2 separate regions of the Homo sapiens genome follow, and region 2 is linked to region 1. A link is a loop called in an ENCODE intact Hi-C map of the cell type or tissue named here. Cell type or tissue: heart left ventricle. All regions are shown on one strand. Each heading gives the region's core, and the rest is flanking DNA. Links, peaks and the distances in the headings are about the cores only. Region 1 overlaps LOC105377043 (a long non-coding RNA gene). Region 2 has its middle 220 kb from the start of CTNNB1.

Region 1 (9,399 bases), core at 2,776-5,275:
GGATATCCAATTCCATATGCCAGAAGCATACAGGTGTCCAGCCCCAGCAAGACAGCTGTGACACCAGTTTTAGACCTGATCTTTGATTGTTCCCCCTTCCTGAGGGCCACAGTCATCACAGTTCTGGCCCTGACTTGTATGCATTCCTGTTAACTCCCAGTCCTCTCTACCACCTTAACCTCGGCTTAGAGTCTCTTGGCCGCACTATATCCTGGTGAGTCCTCATCTCTGCTGGAATCAGGTTTCAAGAGGCTGTAAGAATCTTTAGGCTTAGGAAAGAAATTATAGAACATTCGAATTTGAGGGACCTTCAGAGTCTCATGTAGTCTAACTTGTTCTTCGCAGTAGGAAAGGACGTTGCTACATGCTGGTTTAGTCTCTTGCCATAGAGTCCAAGAATTTTGTAAGCACAGACCAGCTCAGATGTCCACTCCTAGTATAAGTAACTGTTGTCATAGTTTTAAGGTACATGGAGCAGCCTTGTCCAGGCAGGGTCTGTGGGTAGAGCAGGCAATGAATATATCCTCCTCTGACCCAAAGGCAGCCTATCCATTGTCAAGCCAAGAGCCAATCAAATTTCCTCCTTCAAAGATATAAACTGAGAGATATATAGAGAGATTATGGTTAGCAAAAATGGGTACTCCCAGCACTCCAAAGAGATTATGGTGTAGAGAGAGACCAGAGGAGGTCATATGGGATTTTAGCAATATTTACAAGTCGGGTACATTTATAGCTTAAGGGGTATTCATAGAAAAACATTTATAATTATGGAGGCAATCATGAAAAATTTATGCAAGTTTCTGTTTGCTTGTACTTATTCAGATAGCAGAAAACCGGGTTCCTGGGCCCCCAGATGGGCATTTTGGTTAGGTCTTTTAAATAGACTGCTACTTCCAAATGACAATTAAACAATTTCTCAATTTCAATAAATCTAGCCTGCCTGTGAATTGAGTGAGGAATGGTGGAATTTGTCTAAGGAACTCAATGGTTTAATGCCTTTTGCCATGGAGATTATAGCTATTGCAGCATGGGGACAGGGCTGGCTTGAAAAAAGATGAGCCCTCATTGAGCATTCTGTTCAGGTAGCTGCCCATTATCCAGGGGGTGGATGATCCAGTTTGGGGATTTTTCATGCCTCTGGCTTCTCCTCCCTTCTACTGTCTGCCCTTTGGCCACATTACAGATCAAATTAGCATGTCTTTGAGAGGATAGAAGGGGAAGGGACAGGTAGAATTCAAATTGGTCAATTTTGTAGCTTGTTCACTCCTCTAATACATGAGATCAAAACCAAAGGCTAACGTGGGGTTTTGGATTATCAGTGGATTATATTTAATCTATACCAGACCTCCCCTCCATTACTAGAGAAATTGGAGTCTGATGGGGACTGTCTGTATTTCATATGGATGCCAGAGCTCAGCACATAGAGGCTTGTCCAGAATCTCAAACACATACATGTTAGAAGTTTGGAGCTGGAAGGGGACTTATAGATGATCCAGCCTTGGAAAATCGAAGCTCAGAAATCTGCAGTAATGTGCTCAAGGTCATACCATGAGATGGTTGCCAGTAGCTAGTGAACAACTTGAGAGGGGACCTGAAACCAGTCAATTTTAAAATGATGAAACTGGCAGGTTGATAAGTGAGATATTAATTAAATGTGCCCCTTCATGATCCCTGGTGGCTTCTTGTTGGGACTCTCCACCAAATAGAAACTAAAATCAAGATCATCCATTTCTGCAGACATCCCCCCAGCACTGAGAGCAGAGACTCCTAACACTAAAGTTGCTAAAGAACACAGCTCTGAGTTTGAGACTAGACAGACCTGATGCAAAGAGGTAGCAAGAGACAGGTTTTCCCTCTGCCTGAGGAGAGAAGAGTTTAAAGATCAAGAATGAGGAGCGATATATTCCATCGTACACACACAGAGGTTGTCATCATCACCATCATCATCATCATCATCATCATTATCATCATCATCAAAGGAAGGAGCAAGAAGTGGGAGAGGGTTCCTCATGAGGGCTGAGGACAGCTGAGAGAGAAGAGGAAGGCCTTTGCTTCTCTTCCAGAGGTTTCTGACAGTGGCAATCTCATGGAACTACCTCATTGGAGCCAGCAGAGTGTTAGAGAGCTGGTACAGGAGAGGTACAGGAGACGGGCATCAGGCTGTCTTCAGCCCCCAAGTGGTGTGGAGGAGACTCTGCAGGTCCCACATAGCCAGCAGAAAGAGTCAGCATGCTCTTGAAAGTTGCCAGATGAGTGAGGTAATTCAGGGAGACAAACACCAAAAAAGGGTGCAGCTTATATGCTGGTTGGGATGGGTAGAGGAAAGGAAGCATGACTGATTTGATTCTAAGGGAACTTTTTGGAAACCAGACCACCCACTTGCCACACCCAGAGTGTGAATTACATGAGCAACACTCCTCAGCAGGCTGCCCACGTCCAGTCCACCTGCATGGAGAAGCTGGTTACCACGCTGCATGCAGGCACCCAAAGTAGAAGAGGTCAAGGTGGCTGCTCCCTCCCACACATCCAGTCACGAAGACCTCCATTCACCACCTGCTCCTCAGAGACTAAGTTAGGACAAAAGCACGGGGAGAGGCAAGAAATCCCACAGTCATTTTGGGCTAGACTGTGACCAAATTGCAAATTGCAGATCCTAAGTTAACCCTATTAATGACTGGAGTCATTACATAAACTGGATGATGTTTCTTGCCACCCAGTAGAACTGGGGCTTATATTCCATGGGGAGAAAGAAAAGGAGTTTCGTCGCTGTACTTGGTGTCTGGGGGCTGCTTTAACTGTGAAATTCCATATCCAAGACATTCCCTTTATGGGTGAGCTGTCCTCTATCTCCTAAAAACCAAGCAAGAGAGATAGAACCACACACTCAACCTCCAGGGACAAACCGGTGGGAGGAAACGGATATTCAGTGGGCGCCTATTATGTCCCTGCCCTGTAGTAAACACCTTCGCCATCCTTAGCATCTTTTCTATTTGTAATATCTCTGCAAAGAGGAAGAGCTCATCCTTGTTTTAGGCAAATGCAGCTAGGACCTATGAGCTACATTAATATCCGGTCACGGTGATGCCAAAGCCCTTTCCTCTTCCGCCAAGCTGCCTCGGGGCAGAACTTAGAAAGGCTGAGAAACATCCTCATTCCTCCCTCCGCACACTCCCACCCTGAGTGCTTTAAGAGTAGGACAGTCAGCAGCTGAGCACACAAATGCAGCCCTGTCTGGGAACAGGGAGCCCAAGGGGATGCAGCGGTGGCCTTTGGAGGGGTCAGTGACAGCTGTGTAATCGGGGAAGTGCCTTGTCCAATTGGAAGCCCACCCTCCCTTTGAACTATGCGCAATCCCCTCTAGCCGCCGGCCCCCGGCTCCCTCCTCCCAGGCTCTGGGTTCAGTTTTTTCCTTGGCAAATCACACCATTCCGTTGGGAGAGTGGCTTGCTGAGTTTGGCAGTGTTGACACAGCAGTCTCTGGACACGTTCCGGGAAAGCAGGCTACAGCATGTGAGATGAATTTTCTCCTGAACTGTGTGGTTTCCAATGTGTTAGAAAAACAAACTTGGAGAAGTCTGTTTGGCGTGTGTGCATGTGTAGACCCCACTTCCGGAGTCGAAAATGCTGTTGGCCTTCGCCCCCGTTACTTTAAAAAAAAAAAAAGAAAAGAAAAAAGAAAAAAAAGTCCGTCCTCCCAGCGTCTGGTTCCCTGAAACCTGAGGCAGCGTGGACAATGGGAGCTCTTTCAAGTCGCAGCCCCAGCGGCCACGTGACTGCGCCTTTGTGCTGGGAGTGGAGGCAAGTGGAAGCTGCCTGGGTGTCTGGACATTGGGGCCCTTTCAGTGTTGCTGAGCTGCTGGGCCTCACCTCTCCACCGCCTGCCTCCAGGCCCTTGGCTACCCTTCTTCCTCCCAAACATCCAGTTCCTGTTCCCAAAATAACTGCACACAGGAAACTGCCTCGAGGTGGGGCCTCTGCAGTGGGTGAATTCTTAGTGCCCCTGCAGGGATCTCCGGACCTGGCAGGGCCAGTGAAGACAGCGACTGCCCATCACTGCTATGGTTCACAAGCTGTGATGCCAGGAGGGCCGGCAACACCCACTCTTCACGCTCCTCCCATCCCATAACTTCTGTTTTTCCCATAAAAGCAAGGCCAGGCAGCAGCCAAGTCTGACTCCTTTCACTGCTTTTCCGTCCTTCAGGAAAGATGTTCAAGTACTTTTGACCTTCAGATGCACTGGCCAGTAATGCCTTCTTTTTCGACAGAGACTGTGGTTACCTGGCCACAGGGCGATGAAAGCACTTCAGCTGGAAACTACTGCTCCCTCACCTCCCATCTTCCCATGAAACAAGCCAAAGAAGCCCCCTTTGTTGCAGAATAGAGAGGTCCCTGCTCCTCCTTGCCAGGGAGAGAGGAGGCAGGGCTGACTCTGGAATCAGAGTCCTGGAGGGTAGTCACCCTCGGCACTCTAAGTGATAGGACGCCCGCAAGGGGGTCGCTCGTCTAGATTTCATCAGTGTAGCTAAAGTAGGTGTTATCCAATTCTCTAAGCCAGTGGTTCTCAACCCCAGCGGCACACCAGGATCACTGGGGACCTTTCAATACTTCTTTACCCAAGCAACCTCCAAACCAAGAAAATAAGAATCTCCAGGGGGTAGGACCAGGCACTGGTATTTTTAAAAAACTCCCCAGATGGTTCCAGCATGCAGCCAAGTTTGAGAACCACTGGCTTAGCAGTCCTTCTCAAACTCTAATATATATGTGAACCACCTGGGATCTTGTTAAAAACATAAGTTCTGATTCAGCCTGAGATTCTGGAGGCCTAACAAGGAGTGCTGACTCCACCGATCTATGGACCACACCTCAAGCAGCCAGGCCTAAGAGTCTTTAATGATACCCTGTACCTCTCCCTGGTTGAATGGGCAGAAACAACAAGGAGATAGGATGGGAGGGCCTATAGAGGACTTGTGGACTTCTAGGTCTTGAAGGGATTGCTGAGATAGAAGTCACATCCATGCATTTGGGAAATATCTTCAATGGTGGAGAGATCTGGTTGTCAGTGTCTGAATTCGGGATAGAGTAAAATATAAACTTCACCTTTCAAAGCTTGGATAAGAGAATTGACATGGGAGGAAATCACCTCCTACCTTCTAGCTCTTTGCCTGACGCTAAGGATAGTGACAGTCTTACGCTGACCCACTGAGTGACATAAAGCCCTATTTGGGATTGTCAAAAACCGTCTGGCCTGAAGAGGGCCATGGGATCTCAGGGAGCTCAAGCAATGAGGGGGATGAGGCAAAGGTGGTTCCTCCTCTCAGGGTGTCTCGGTGTTTCAAATACAGCTGACGTGCTCTGTCTACAACAGGGAAATCCTTTTTGTTGCCTATTTCCTTTCTGATTCAGAGCTAGTCAGTGCCTTCAAAAATACAAATAACATCAGAGCCTCATAACAGGTTTCTCAGAGTTACACTGCCACAACATCCAGAGCCTTTGAGCCACAATAGCAAACCCTCTGGTCTAAAGAACCAAAGCAATAAGGCACTGACACAGGTGGGATTTGGGACTCATAGTTCTCCCCAAGCCTCATTTTCTCATTGGCAAGATGGGCCTAACAAAAGTATATACCTTTTCAGATTATATGAAAATTAAATAGTGTGTGTAAAGCACATTGCACAACAGTTGGCAAATAGTAAATGCTCAATAAATGCTAGCTGCTATAATAATAATTACTATTATTAAAATAATATTCATCTCATAGAACGTGAAAGCTAGCATAATGCTTAGTACATAGAAGATGTGCAATAAACAGTTGCAAAATCTAAGCCAAAGATAAGTTTTTCTTTTATGCTCTCTTTTGCTTTCTTAAGGTATCTATCAGCCTTTAGTTGGTTTCCATCTTCCTGCCCCTTCTTTAATCACCCTGCAAATGCAGAGAGAAGGTTTAGAATGCAAATTCCCCCTGGAAGAAGTGTGACAACTGCCTGCTTTACAGAAAAGAGATCTTCCTGGTGGTGGGGGGAGGAAAGGATAGGACTTGAGAAAGGGGCGCTTATTTACAGAGACCCTGTAAGTGAAGAGGACAATACCAGGTGCTTTATAGACATTACCTCAGTCAATGCCAGTGTCCTTTCCTCCTTACATACAAAGGAAGGGGCAGCATCTGCTTCTTAAGCTGAAATACCTCCCTTTGCATGATAACACCCTTTGCACACATCCATGCTCTCAGAGTATGGTTTGAGGAATCATTTCTTCATCACTGGAAGTTTCTGCCTTTGTTGGAAAACACGTATTTCCCCCTTAATTCTTGGAGGAGTAAGTCTGGAGGAGTAAGTCCAGCAGGCTCAGAGTGCCTCTTTGAATTTAAATACACAGGAAGACTTCTAGGGAAAGGATGGAGATAGGCAGGAGCCATGGCTCTGCAATATGATAGCACAGGGCATAAGGAATTGCAGTGTTCCCTCTCGGAGTTCTCCTTCATGAAAACTGTGTGTAGGAGGGATCTGCTTTCTGCCAAGCGTGGTCTCTGCATGTCTGGAGACATTTTGGGACGGGAAGTAGTGGGGCAGACCTTCTGAAGACCACAGAACCTCAAGGGAGGAAAGCCATCTGTGATGGCTCATTTTATCTCAATCTGACTTGGTTAAGGAATGCCCAGATAGCTGGTAGAACATCACTTTGGGGTTTGCCTGTGAGAGTGTTTCAGGAATAAATGAGCATTTTTATCAGTACACGGAGTAAAGAAGATTCCCCTCACCAATGTGCCATCATCCAATCCATTGAGGGCCCTGCTGGGACAGAAAGGCAGAGGAAGTCTGAATTTGCTCTTTGCTTAGGCTGAGACTTCCATCTTCTCCTTCCCTCAGACATCAGTGCCCCTAGTTTTTGAGCCTTCTCACTCAGACTGGGACCTATGCCACTGGCTCTCCTGGTTCTCAGGCCTTTAAGTTTGGACTGGACCTACGTGACCTGGGCTTCTAGTTTGCAATAAGCAGATTGTGGAACTCCTCAGCCTTCATAATGGCATGAGACAATCTTCCTAATACATCTTTTTCTGTATATCTAGATATAGTCTATTGGTCCTAGTTCTCTAGAGAACCCTGACTACTACTCCATCTGCAGGGTGGGTCATGCTTGGCCTTGATTATTAGAAGCAGTGTGATGTGGAGTGATTATTAGAAGCAGAGTGATGCAGAGTTCAGTGTAGTGGCTGGCCCTGGGTCTGGCCCCACCCAGCCCCATGGATTCATGTGATCGCTGGAAGAAAGAGTGCTACGAGGGAAAATGGAAAGGGCTGTTGAATGAAGAGTGGTGAGGCATTGGAGCACGAGCAGCCCAGCTCTGGCTGTCCTTGGCCTCTGTGTGAGGCAGAGTGGAGAGGTGCCTTCATCTTCTCCATGTTGCCACAGGCCATTATGCATTTTGTCATATGGAAGGCTCTAGCACTTTCTCTGGCTAGGGTGGCAGCTATCAGTGTAGGGCAAAAGCAAAACCTGGAAGAGGTGGCCATGCCCAGAAAGCATGGCAGTGCACAGGACAGGCTGCGGTGCCCAGCAGGAGGGAAGGATGAAGGTGCCCACTATGCAGAGAAGGACCCACTGGAAGTGGGAGTGGTGACCAGGAGAAACCCCAGTGACCAGTAAGAGGAAAGAACAGCAGTGCCCTGCAGAGGCCCAGCCTGGACCATAAGCCAGAGAAAGAGACAAAGGAGCCTGGGGGAATGCTGTGTGGCAGCTGAATGGACTTGGGCTCAAGCTCCCAAAAGACTCCAATAAATACAATATGGGAGGCTTTGACAGGACCTGAACTCCTGTCATGGCTGGTGGTGAGTGGAGTGATTTCTGCTGAAGTCTCATTTTTAACCCTGGGGTTCCTGGAATGCTGAAATATTTGTCACTACCCTAATATCATTGGGATGAAGCCTCTTTTCTGTACATGGGGGTGAGCACAGCACTCACGCCTTTATCCTCCCCACCCCCTCCCTCCCTTTCTCCTTTATCTCTTTGGATTTTTGTCTGCCTCTGTCACCATCCCTCCATCTCCATTGTCTGTCCCTCTCATCCCTGCCTCTATCCTATTCACCCTATTTCCCATTCCCTACACTATTGCCTGACTCATGGTAGGCATTTAACAATTTTTTTAACTTCATATTACGGAAATTTTCAAACATACACAAAAGTTACAGAATAATATAAGGAACCCTCATGATCCCATCACCGAGTTTTAATAATCTTTCATTGACATCCTCACCCACCCCTCCCTGCATGTTATTTTGAAACAAGCTCAGGCATTGTATCATTTTACCCCTAAACATTTCAGAAAGTGTCTCTAAAAGATAATGGCTCAATTAAAACATAACAATACCATTAACACACTCAATAGTTAGCAATAATTTCTTGCTATTATCAAACATTGAATCAGTGCTTCAGATTTATTCAACTGACTCCGCTTTATTTTTTTTTTTTACCATTTGTTCATTCAGATCAGCATCTAAATGAGATTCATACATTGTGTTGTGTTAATAAGTCTCGTTAGGCTATCGTCACCAAATATTTTTTGGCTGACCACATCTCTTCTCTTTCTGTTTCTCTGTGTCTTTCTATTTTTCTGTCTTCCCTTCTATAAACATCTTGGTTTCTGCAGGCTTGGTTTCTGTCTGTCTATGTCTGTTTCTGTGTAACTTTATCTCTCTGTGAATATTTTTCTGTCTCTCTGTGCCTTTATCTGTATCTTACTCTCCTCTCTCTCTTTTTCTCTCTCCCTCCTTCCCAAGTCCTTCTGTCTTTGTGTCTCAAATGCGCGCACACACACACACACACACACACACACACACACAGCCAGGATATCCTGTAAGGGAGTCCTGCACACACCTGTGGCTGAAAGTGTATGTACTTGGATCTGAAGAAATAAACAAGGTCCCTAGCTTAAACATGAGTACAGCTTTATCGACCTTCTGCTTTTTGTGCTACATCCCTTCCACTGGCTTTCTCGAGACTCTCTTGTTATTGAGTCCTCCTTCAATAACCTGCACATAAGAGACAGCACCAAAACAAATTAACAAATGTGATGGCTGAATGTCCTGCACAGATGTCCATGGTGTTTATTACTTTATCTGTTGTTCCAAGTAAAATTCCTGAAGGATCACGGATTGGTGAATTCCTAAAACACTGTTTGTAAAGAAAGCTGAATAGAATGCTTGTCGACTAAGTGCTACTTCACATCAATCATAGGGATGGCTCTCAGTTTTGAAAGAAATCTTTTACAAAGTCTTCGATTATTTGTTAGAGCTGGAGGCAACAAACCCAGTGTTTTTCCATTCTTTTTTGTAGTGGAATTCTTTTTTGAAAAAAGTCTTACATAAAACCCAAATATATAAAATGCATAAAAACAGAACTTGGTAAA
Region 2 (9,399 bases), core at 4,231-6,730, 200 kb before region 1:
CTGTAGGTATTCTCCTTAGATTTATCCTCTAGACAACAAATTCTCTATTCAGCCACAAATAACCTGATCTCTAACACAACCTTCAGCTTTTAATTTTAATGATGGTATTTTTTCCTTCAAAAAATTTCCATTTGGATACTAGACTTCTGCTTTCAGTCAAATAAAATAACAGAGACGAGATTTACCCTCCTGACAGAATAAACCAAAATAAGCAAACAAACAACAAACGAAGTTTTAGGAAGTCTTAGACGAAGTATAAGAAGTAATGGTTTACAAGATACTGGACCTTAAGCAATGAAAAGCAGTGGTCCCTGAGAGTCAGAAGGCAAATGAGGTGAGTCCCAGCTTACATCTTGAGAGGGTTTCCAGCCACAGAGCAGGAAGAAGAACAACGATGGAACCTGAAGGTCTCCTTGAGTTGAGGAGATAAAGCTGAGAGTTTAGGGAGACCAAGATAGCTAGAGTTTGCAGGATACGGGACTAAAAACAGGGGAGAGCTGCATAAAAGGAAAGCCCCAGAGATCTGTGGAGGGTCCCTCTTGAATATTCACCAAACTGTGGATCAGTGCAAAAGTGTAGGAAAACTACCCAAGACTAAGGAAAGAACTACCTGAACAGATTAGAGGCAAAAGTGCCTTGTGCCCGCGCAGGCTGGGAATAGTGCCTATTTCTACCAGCTACCCTGGAAAATGTACGACAACATTAGCATAAAGGCCAGCAAGGAATAAATTGAAGTGGATGATTGTACAGTTCTTACACTTTACTTGAAGTGAGCATCATATTACCTGAAGGTAGACTATGATCACTTAAAGAAGTAAAATATAAACTCTAAAATAATAAAACAGAGTTATACCTAATAAATAAAAAAGAAGATAAAGTGAAAGCATAAAAAAAAGAATCCTTCCCCTAATAAATGTCAGAATATGAAGGAAAGGAAACAAAGAACAGATGGGATAAATAAATTTAAAAAACCAACAGTAAGATGACAGACTTACAATTAATAACAATAACCAATTAAATGTAAATGATCTAAATACTCCCATTAAAATAGACATTGTCGGGCTGGGCATGGTGGCCCATGCTTATAATCCCAGCACTTTGGGAGGCCAAGGCAGGTGAGTCACCTGAGGTCAAGAGTTCAAGACCAGCCTGCCCAACATGATGAAAGCCCATCTCTACTAAAAATACAAAAATTAGCCAGGTGTGGTGGCAGGCGCCTGTAATCCCAGCTACTTGGGAGGCTGATGCGTGAGAATTGCTTGAACCCGGGAGGTGGAGGTTGCAGTGAGCTGAGATCACGTCACTGCACTCCAGCCTGGGCAACAGAGAAAGACTGTCTCAAAAATAACTAACTAAATAAATAAAATAAAATAGAGGTTGTCAGATTGGATAAAAAGAGCAAGTCACAGCTAAATGCCATTTAAAATAAATGCATTTTAAATATAAAGATATGAATAGGCTAAAAGTAAAAAGATGGAAAAAAGTTGTGCTAACACTAGCCAAACAACACTAGTGAATACTGTGCTGACATTACCAAAAAAAAAAAAAAAAAGAAAAAGAAAAAAAAGGCTGGAGTGAGTGGCTGTATTAAATGTTAGACAAAGTAAATTTTAGAGCAAAGAATATCATAATGATAAAGAAGTCATTCATGAAAGTCATTCATAAACCTAAATGTTTATATACCTTATAATAGAGCTTCAAGCACAAGAAGCAAAAACAGAATTTCAGGGATATAGAAGACACAATTTACAATAATAGAAATCTCAGTAACATTCTCTCTCAGTAATTGACAAAACAAACAGAAAATTAGTAAGAATATAAGAGAGTTGAACAACACAACCAACCAACTTAACCTAACTGACATATATAGAATATTCTACTCAACAACCAGAATACACACATTTTTTTTCAAGTGCCTATAGAGACTACCAAGATGGACAATATTATTCTGGGCCATAAGACAGGTTTTGTTAAATTTGCAAAGTTTTGAAGCATACAAAGTGTTTTCTGATTACAAAATATTAAATTAGAAATCAATAACAGACAGACATCTGGAAAATCTGCAAATATTTGGAAACTAAGTAACACACTCCTAAATAACTCAAAGAGATCAAAAAGAGAAATTAGAATGTATTTTGAGTTGAGTGAAAATTTAAAAACTAACATATCAAAATTTGTGGGAGGCCACTAAAGCAGTGATTGGAGAAAAATTAATAGCAGTAAATGCCTATATTTGAAAAGGTGAGCTTAGCTTCCATCATAAGAAACTAGAAAAAAAAGAGCAAATTAAACTCAAAGTAAGCAGAAGAAAGAGTATCATAAATATCAGAATGGAAATCTGTGAAATAGAAAAGAGAAAAATAATAGAAAACATCAATTAAACCAAATGATATTTGTTAAAATTACCAATATTTAGAATCAGGGAGGTGACATCATTTCAGAGTCTAAATTGTTCAGGAAAAACCCTCAAACCACATTTTTCCTCTGCTCTCACACCACAACAATCGTCAACACAGAAAACTTCTGTGACCAAATGTGTGGAGGTTTTTCCCCACACACCAAGCAGCGGATACCAGCTGGGTGTTCAATTCAATTCCGACACTATCTACCTGGAGTGTCAGATGCACCCATCCCTTCTTCAGACACTCGTAGCAAGTCTGGGCCTCTGGAACTTCTGAACAACCAACTTCAAGTTGAGGTTCCTGTGACCCCCTTCTTTGGGTTCTATTAATTTGCTGGAGCAAGTCACAGAACTCAGGAAAATACTTACTTAGGTTTACTCCAGTTTATTATAAAAGACATAACAAAGGACATAGATGAAGAGATGCATAGGACAAGGTATGGGGGGAGGGGCATGGAGCTTCCACGCCCTCCCTGGGCACACACCTTTTAGGAACCTACAAGTGCTCACCTATCCGGAAGCCCTCGGAATCCTGTCCTCTTGGGGTTTTATGGACACTTCATTATGTAGGCATGATTGACTAAACCATTGGCCATTGGGGATTAACTTAACCTTCAGCCTCTCTCCTCTCCCAGGAGGTTGGAGGTGTGGCTAAAAGTCCCAACCCTCTAAACCTGCTTCTGTCTTGGATGACCAGCCCCTCCCTGAAACTGTTAGTTAACATTAGCATACAAAAACACAGCACTTTATAGATTCCAGTGATTTTAGAAGTTGTATGACAGGAGAGGGAAGGAGAATGCTGTAGTGATTGTGTCCCTGAGTCCAGGTGTCCCTGAGGTCCAGCTGCCCTGTTGCCCTTCCCTTGCTTTGACTACCCCAGTGTGTTTCCAATGAATCACTATTTTAATCCACGTTGGATCAAGTTTGGTTTTGGTAACTTGCCGCTAACAGAATCCTCAGAATACAGTTTTTAATACAATTCTAGAGAGTTAGAGTCTTACAGTTATGCTTCCTGTCTCTGCTGAGACTAACCTTGATCTTGTAGGTGGAAGAATCAGAGGACTCAACTATGGGATGCCAGGGACAATGAAGGCAAGGAAATGAGCCAGGACCAAGAGGGGACAAGGAGTTATATTTCCACTGCTCAGGTAGTGGCTACGCCTGCAGCCTTAAGGGTTCAGCATCAGGAGCAAGGTCTTTCAGTATCCCATCCAGGTGGCTCCTCTCACATTTAGAGAAGTTGTGTGGTACAGTGGAAAGAGTAGTAATTTGGGACCAGTACTAAGCCAGAGTTCAGATACCAGCGCTGCCACCTGCTAGTGGTGTTATCTGGGGTAATGTATTTGGCCTCCATGAACCTCAGATGCCCCCTGTGAAATGGTAGTAATTGTTTCCCCAACTAAACCTTTAAGGCTAATCTTACACTGTATGTACCCTTGAGCTTTGTTTATGCAAACTCATCTATTGAGTTTTTCTATGATTTCTTCCCTTTCTCTGCAGTACTGTTGGGTTCTTAGGCCAGGACTCTTTGTGTTCATTGAGGAATTTGTCTTGTGTACACCCTTTGGCTCTTTCCAATTCTGGAGTTCAGAGTCCCAGACCCCAAGCCCTAAGCCACCCAGTTCCATTCTTGTCCAGCCTGTGAGGGGAGTTGCAGGCAAGTTGCAGGCAGAAACAAGACCAACTTTATTTACGATTATGGGGCCTTAATAAACAATACGTATAAAACACCTACCACATGGTGGAGACCTAAGGGATATCATTTTCCCTTTTCTTCAGTCTAAGGGAAGAATGTGGATGAAATCTGAGTGAGCCGAGTTAAATGTCATGCTAAGTATCCATGTCTACACTGCAAATCCAGATGTGGTTTGTCCATTGCTGCTTTTCAAATGTCATACTCTGATGGGTAACATCACAAAATGCTGTTTGGGCTCTGATGTAATGGTGAGAACTATTTTCAATGGAGAGGAATTTAATCTCATTATCACCAGCAGTCTGGTTGGGGTTGATGGCCCTGCCATAGGATTGCAGACCCCATCAACAAAAGAAGGTGTATCATTTCTAGGAGATACATGATTGCCACTGCAAAATTATTTTTAGGAAGTTGCTTTTTCTGTACAGAACATTCACCTGAAAATAGCTGTGAGCATTGTGGAGGCAGCACGCTGCAGAGTACTGAACTGAAAGCTCAAGCCTAAAGATTTATGGTGCAGATTTTACTTCTTCTGGATTTTGTAATGATACAAAACATGTTGATAACAAATAGCAGCTGTAAGAAGGTTGAGAATATGATCCAAATTCAATTAACTCCTTGCCTTTTATCCACGAAGAATCTAATTATTATGCACCTAAAGGCAGGAGGGAAAAAAATTACTGTTTGTCCCCCTCTCAGATAACAGTGGATCATTCTATTGTATTTCTACTAAAAAGTGTTTTCCTTTTTTCTCTCTTACTAACCGAGTCCTGTTTTGTTCGGGCAGCAGGTCATGCAAGCAAGTCTTGGCAATCTCATTCCCTTTTGCTAGTGATTGGTCTGGGGTGGGCATGAGAGAAAGGCTGTCAAAGGAGATGGAAGGGGAAACGTCTAGGGACTTCCTGGGTTGGGGGAGAAGGATGGGGAAAAAAAAAGAGCATCAGAAGCAGAAACCCTTTTCCACTGCCTTTTCCCTCCTACCTTTGGAGCAGAGCATGAGGATATGTTTCCTGAAGTTGCAGCAGCCGTCTTGCCCTGTAAGACCACTGCCTGTGGAAGTAAAGCCAGCATATGGAAGAGGCAAGGTGAAAGTCTGGGTCCTGCATGACACAGTGAACTGCTAAGTCAGACCTTGGACTCCCTATCTCTGGACTTCTCTATAATTAAAGAACAAAAATCCTAATGGATTAAGCTACTGAAGACTGGGCTTTGGTTATTTGTAGCTAAAAACAATCCTAAGGGATGCACACTCACTGTCTTTTCCCCCACTATCTTATTTGTTCTCCCCATCTTTCTTACTGAATACCTCCCTCCCACCATTTTCATCTGGGCATATGACCACTTGAATAAATGCTCTACTTCCCAGATTTCCTTACAACTGAGTGTGCCCATGTGACCTAGGAGATATTAGCAGATGTGTCAGGTGGCAGCTGCTGGGAACCATCCTTAAAAAAATGGATGCATGCAATTTGCACCTTGTCTCCATTCCTTTCTTTATTCTGCTATCTAGAATGAGACTGTGGTGGCTGAAACTTCAACCACCATCTTGTACTGTGAAGACAAGGGTCTCCATTCTAGGGAGGAAACGTGGCAAGGTGAGAAAACTTGGATTCCTGAGGTCTTTGTAGGGCAGAGCAGCCCTAGATTGCCCATCTCCAGGCTTTAACCATGATAGGAAAATAGGCTTCTATCATGGGTAAGCCATGATTATTTTGGTACTCTGTTAATGTAGATGAACTTAATCCCATTGATACACTAAATGGGCAACTGCTGAGAGGTCTCTGTGCCTATCGTGGTCATTGTACCCTGGGGTCTACAGCAGCCTTCTTGCTTCAGGAAGAATAGGAAGGGGTTGATAGTAAGGAAGGCAGCAAATTTTTAAAGGTTTCCCCCAATTACCAAAGGTGATTTTTTTTTTTTAAACCAAACCAACAGCTTGTCACCAGCAGGAATCAATGCTGGAGGAAGGGTGGTCAGGATGGATGATGAAGAGAAACTCAAAGAGAAGCCTGAAAAGAATTTTTGGCTGATGAGAGAAGAGGCTAGAGAGGAGACGCCAGAGAGAAAAGAAAGATATTAAGGAAAAGGAAAGGTGGCATGCTAAAAACAGAAAGTCCAGTGTTTTCTCTCTTGTCTCTTCCTTTAAGGCTCTGAGATTTGAACTGTGGGCATGAGCCAAGGAGGCCCAGGCACCTGGAGATCCAGGAGATATCAAGGTAACTCTATACAGGGTGTCCAGGAAATGTGGAAGTGACTGAGTGTGAGCTCAGTGAGCATCTGCCCAAAAATGATAATAAGAAATACTCACAATTTCAACCAAGCATGTAAGTTAGGGCATCTATGATTTGGGGTGAGTTTGTTGAAGAGAATTTCCACATCCAACTGACTTCCTGTCTGGTATAAGGAGGTAGAGGCATATTCCATTCAACCAATATTTATTGAGCATCAGCTGTGTGCCAGGCATTCATAGAGCATGTTTTAGATCAGGGATCAGCAAATCTTTTTTGCAAAGGGCTAGATAGTAAAAACTTTAGGCTTTGCAGGCCACGTGGTCTCTGTTGCAGCTACTTCACTCTTCTCTTGTAGTGAGAAAGCAACCATAGCCTCCACTGATCAGCCATAATATGTAACCAAGTGGGTGTGGCTGTGTCTCAATAAAACTTTGTTTATGAAAACAAGTGGTAGGCTGGATTTGGCCTGTGGGCCAGCTGTAATTTATCAATCCCTGTTTTAGATACCAAGCACTGTTAGATACTCTAAAAATAATCCACGTACAATGTTAAACACCTACAACTGGTCTAACATTGTCCTAGATGTTTCAAAACATTGTCTCTCATTATTCTAATGAAAATAAGAATCCTAGAAGTTTTGTGGACGAGGAGACTGACATTTGGAGGTAGTACATAACACAGCCTCAGGCTCACAGCCAGTAACAATGCTGGGATGTGGACCCAAACCTGTATCTCTAAAATCTGTGCTCATATAAATACATCCCTGTCATATTATTTTCTGCTAATGAAATTCTCTTCTCCTAACTGTGCGTCGTGCCTGTGAGACTGTCAGCAGGCGCACCTGACCACATTTCAGACATTCCCCAAGGACCAGAAGAGAGGAACATGCCAGCAAAGCTCATGAAACAAGGCGCTAACACAAACATTGTCTCATTTAACACATTTCCTGCAGACAGAAAAGTCAGTTTCAAATTGTGGGTGGGAAAGGAAGGGAGAGACAATTGGAGGAAAAAAGACAGGCATGAGGCTCTGAGGAATTCCACAGCAGAATAGCCTAATTATAGTGTCTCCTCTCCTGGGCCTGAGAACCCAGTGGGCAGGAAGCTAAAAATACCAAGCCGGTTACCAAGAACCTACCATGTGCTGACCTCGCATTAAGGGCTTTCTTTCTGTGATCTTAGTTAATTCCTACAGAATCTCCATGATGTTGGTACAGGACCCTTTTTCTCAGTGGTGCCAGAGGCTCAGAGAATTGGGTAGATTGCACAAGGCCACCCAGTTAGTGAGGGATAAAGAATTAAACGGACATCTGTCCTACTTCAAAACTCAAGCCTCTCCCCTGTCCCATGGCTTTCCCGAGCCACTCTTGAGGTATAAGATCAATAGGGCTTCTCTGGGAGTGGTTTAATCCAATAGGCTATACTCCACTGATCATAGTGTGTGCATGCACAAGTCCTGGTTCTGCCTGCTTCTTTCTCTGAGAAGAGAAGCAAAATATGCAAGAATGCAGAGAGTATGGCTTCAGAGGGAGGGAGCTGCATCAAATCCTGATATTCCACAAAGAACCATATGAAGGTGCTTCAACAATCCTGATCTCAGTCCCCTTTCTGCAAAAATGAGAATAATAAAGACCCATCTTACAAGGTTGTTGTGGCAATAAGATAGGAAGATGCACACAAACACTTTGCACAATGCTTGGTTTATCTGTGGGGGCTCAATAGTTGTTGGATGAATCTTAAAGTACATTGAATAGCAGTGAACATTTGGAAAGTGGTGTGGTTTATTGGTTGAAGCCTTAGACTTACTGTACCAAACAGATATCCTGGCTCTGCCAGTTACTAATATCTGACCTAGAGAAGGTAACCTAATTCACCAAGCCTTGATTTTCTTCTTTGTAAAGTAGAACAAATACAAGTAACTGCATTATAGGGCTCCAAAGATTATCAAATAAGAAAATCTAGATAAAGGACTGTGCCCAACAAATTGTAGAAGCTCCATAAATGTAGTTATTATTATGTTATGATTATGTTTATTACATATGGGCTCATCTATTAAATTAATAAAGGAGGGAAGGAAGGAATGATGGGAAGGGCTGTGGCTCATGTTCAAGGGAGGGATTTTCTTGCTTCTCTTTGCGTACTCATCCTGATGTAGCATTAAACTGTGTGGACTGCTCAGAGCCAACAGTGGACTGAGAAAGATCAAGGGTTGCAGGGGTGGGGTGTGGTCTGGGCAGAAGCTCTCTTGAGAGAACAAGAAACAAATTAGTTTTCATTATTTTTATTTTATGTATTTATTTTAAATGTATTTATTTATTAACTCAATAACTATTATTGACCCCTTATTATATACGAGGCCCTGTGCTGGGCTCTCAGGATACAGGGATAAATAGAACAGACATGGTCTCACCCCTCATGAAGCTTGCAGTCTAGAGGGAGGGTCAGATATTAAAGAAGAAAACCAAATCAGCATATAATAGCAAATTATGATGTTTGCTATGAAATAAAACAGCTGGATTCAATGAGACAGGATAACAGGAAGGATCATCTTTTGATGGTGAGGAAAGGCCTCTGGGAAGGTCTGAGGAGATGGCACTTATGCTGAGACTGGATGGATAAGAAGGAAATAGCCCCACAAAAGGTAGGAGAGGAGGAATTCCAGGGAGAGGGTACAACAGTGTAGAGACCTTGAAGTCAGAAAGGGTTTGGTGTCACAGGGGAAGAAGGGGCTGGAATGTAAGTAGGGAAAAAGGAGTTTGAAGTGAGGCTGGTGACAGCTGGAGCTGGAGCCCGCAGGGATTTGCTGGCCCCATTAGAGTTTTGATTCTGTTCTGAAGCCATTGGAGGATTTAGACCCAAGGAAGGACAGTCTGCTTTGAGCTTTGGCAAGGCCATTCTGGCTTTCTTGTCAGAGCACAATAGAAGCCGGAAGGCTGGTAAGGATGTGATTTCAAGGATTCAGGTAGGAGGAGGTGGGGGCTGGGTCTAGGGAGATGGCCTTGGAGGTGAAAAGAGGTAAATGAATTTGGAAGCATAATAGGACACGGTGATGGACTAACTGTGGGAGTGAGAAGG

The links. A loop is a pair of places that touch in the nucleus more often than their neighbours do. Peaks named below come from ENCODE experiments on the same cell type or tissue, not always from the same donor. Only the 100,000 strongest peaks of a DNase experiment are listed, where the experiment ranks them.
Region 2: a loop joins it to region 1, with 2.5 times the contacts of the local background. A loop is called at or near these places in 11 of 110 quality-filtered maps.

Annotation. Positions count from the first base shown.
Region 1 is chr3:40,775,088-40,784,486 of GRCh38, reverse strand. The region is part of intron 2 of LOC105377043 (a long non-coding RNA gene); the gene reads right to left. Among named protein-coding and RNA genes, the nearest start is that of ZNF621, 250 kb to the right of the region's middle. In heart left ventricle, for the core only: a CTCF peak has its summit at 3,813; DNase peaks (open chromatin) are centred at 3,276 and 3,776; H3K4me3 peaks cover 1,092 bases; H3K27ac peaks cover 2,396 bases.
Region 2 is chr3:40,973,796-40,983,194 of GRCh38, reverse strand. No RefSeq gene overlaps it. Among named protein-coding and RNA genes, the nearest start is that of CTNNB1, 220 kb to the left of the region's middle. In heart left ventricle, for the core only: no CTCF peak of the experiment used is centred there; no DNase peak of the experiment used is centred there; H3K27ac peaks cover 646 bases.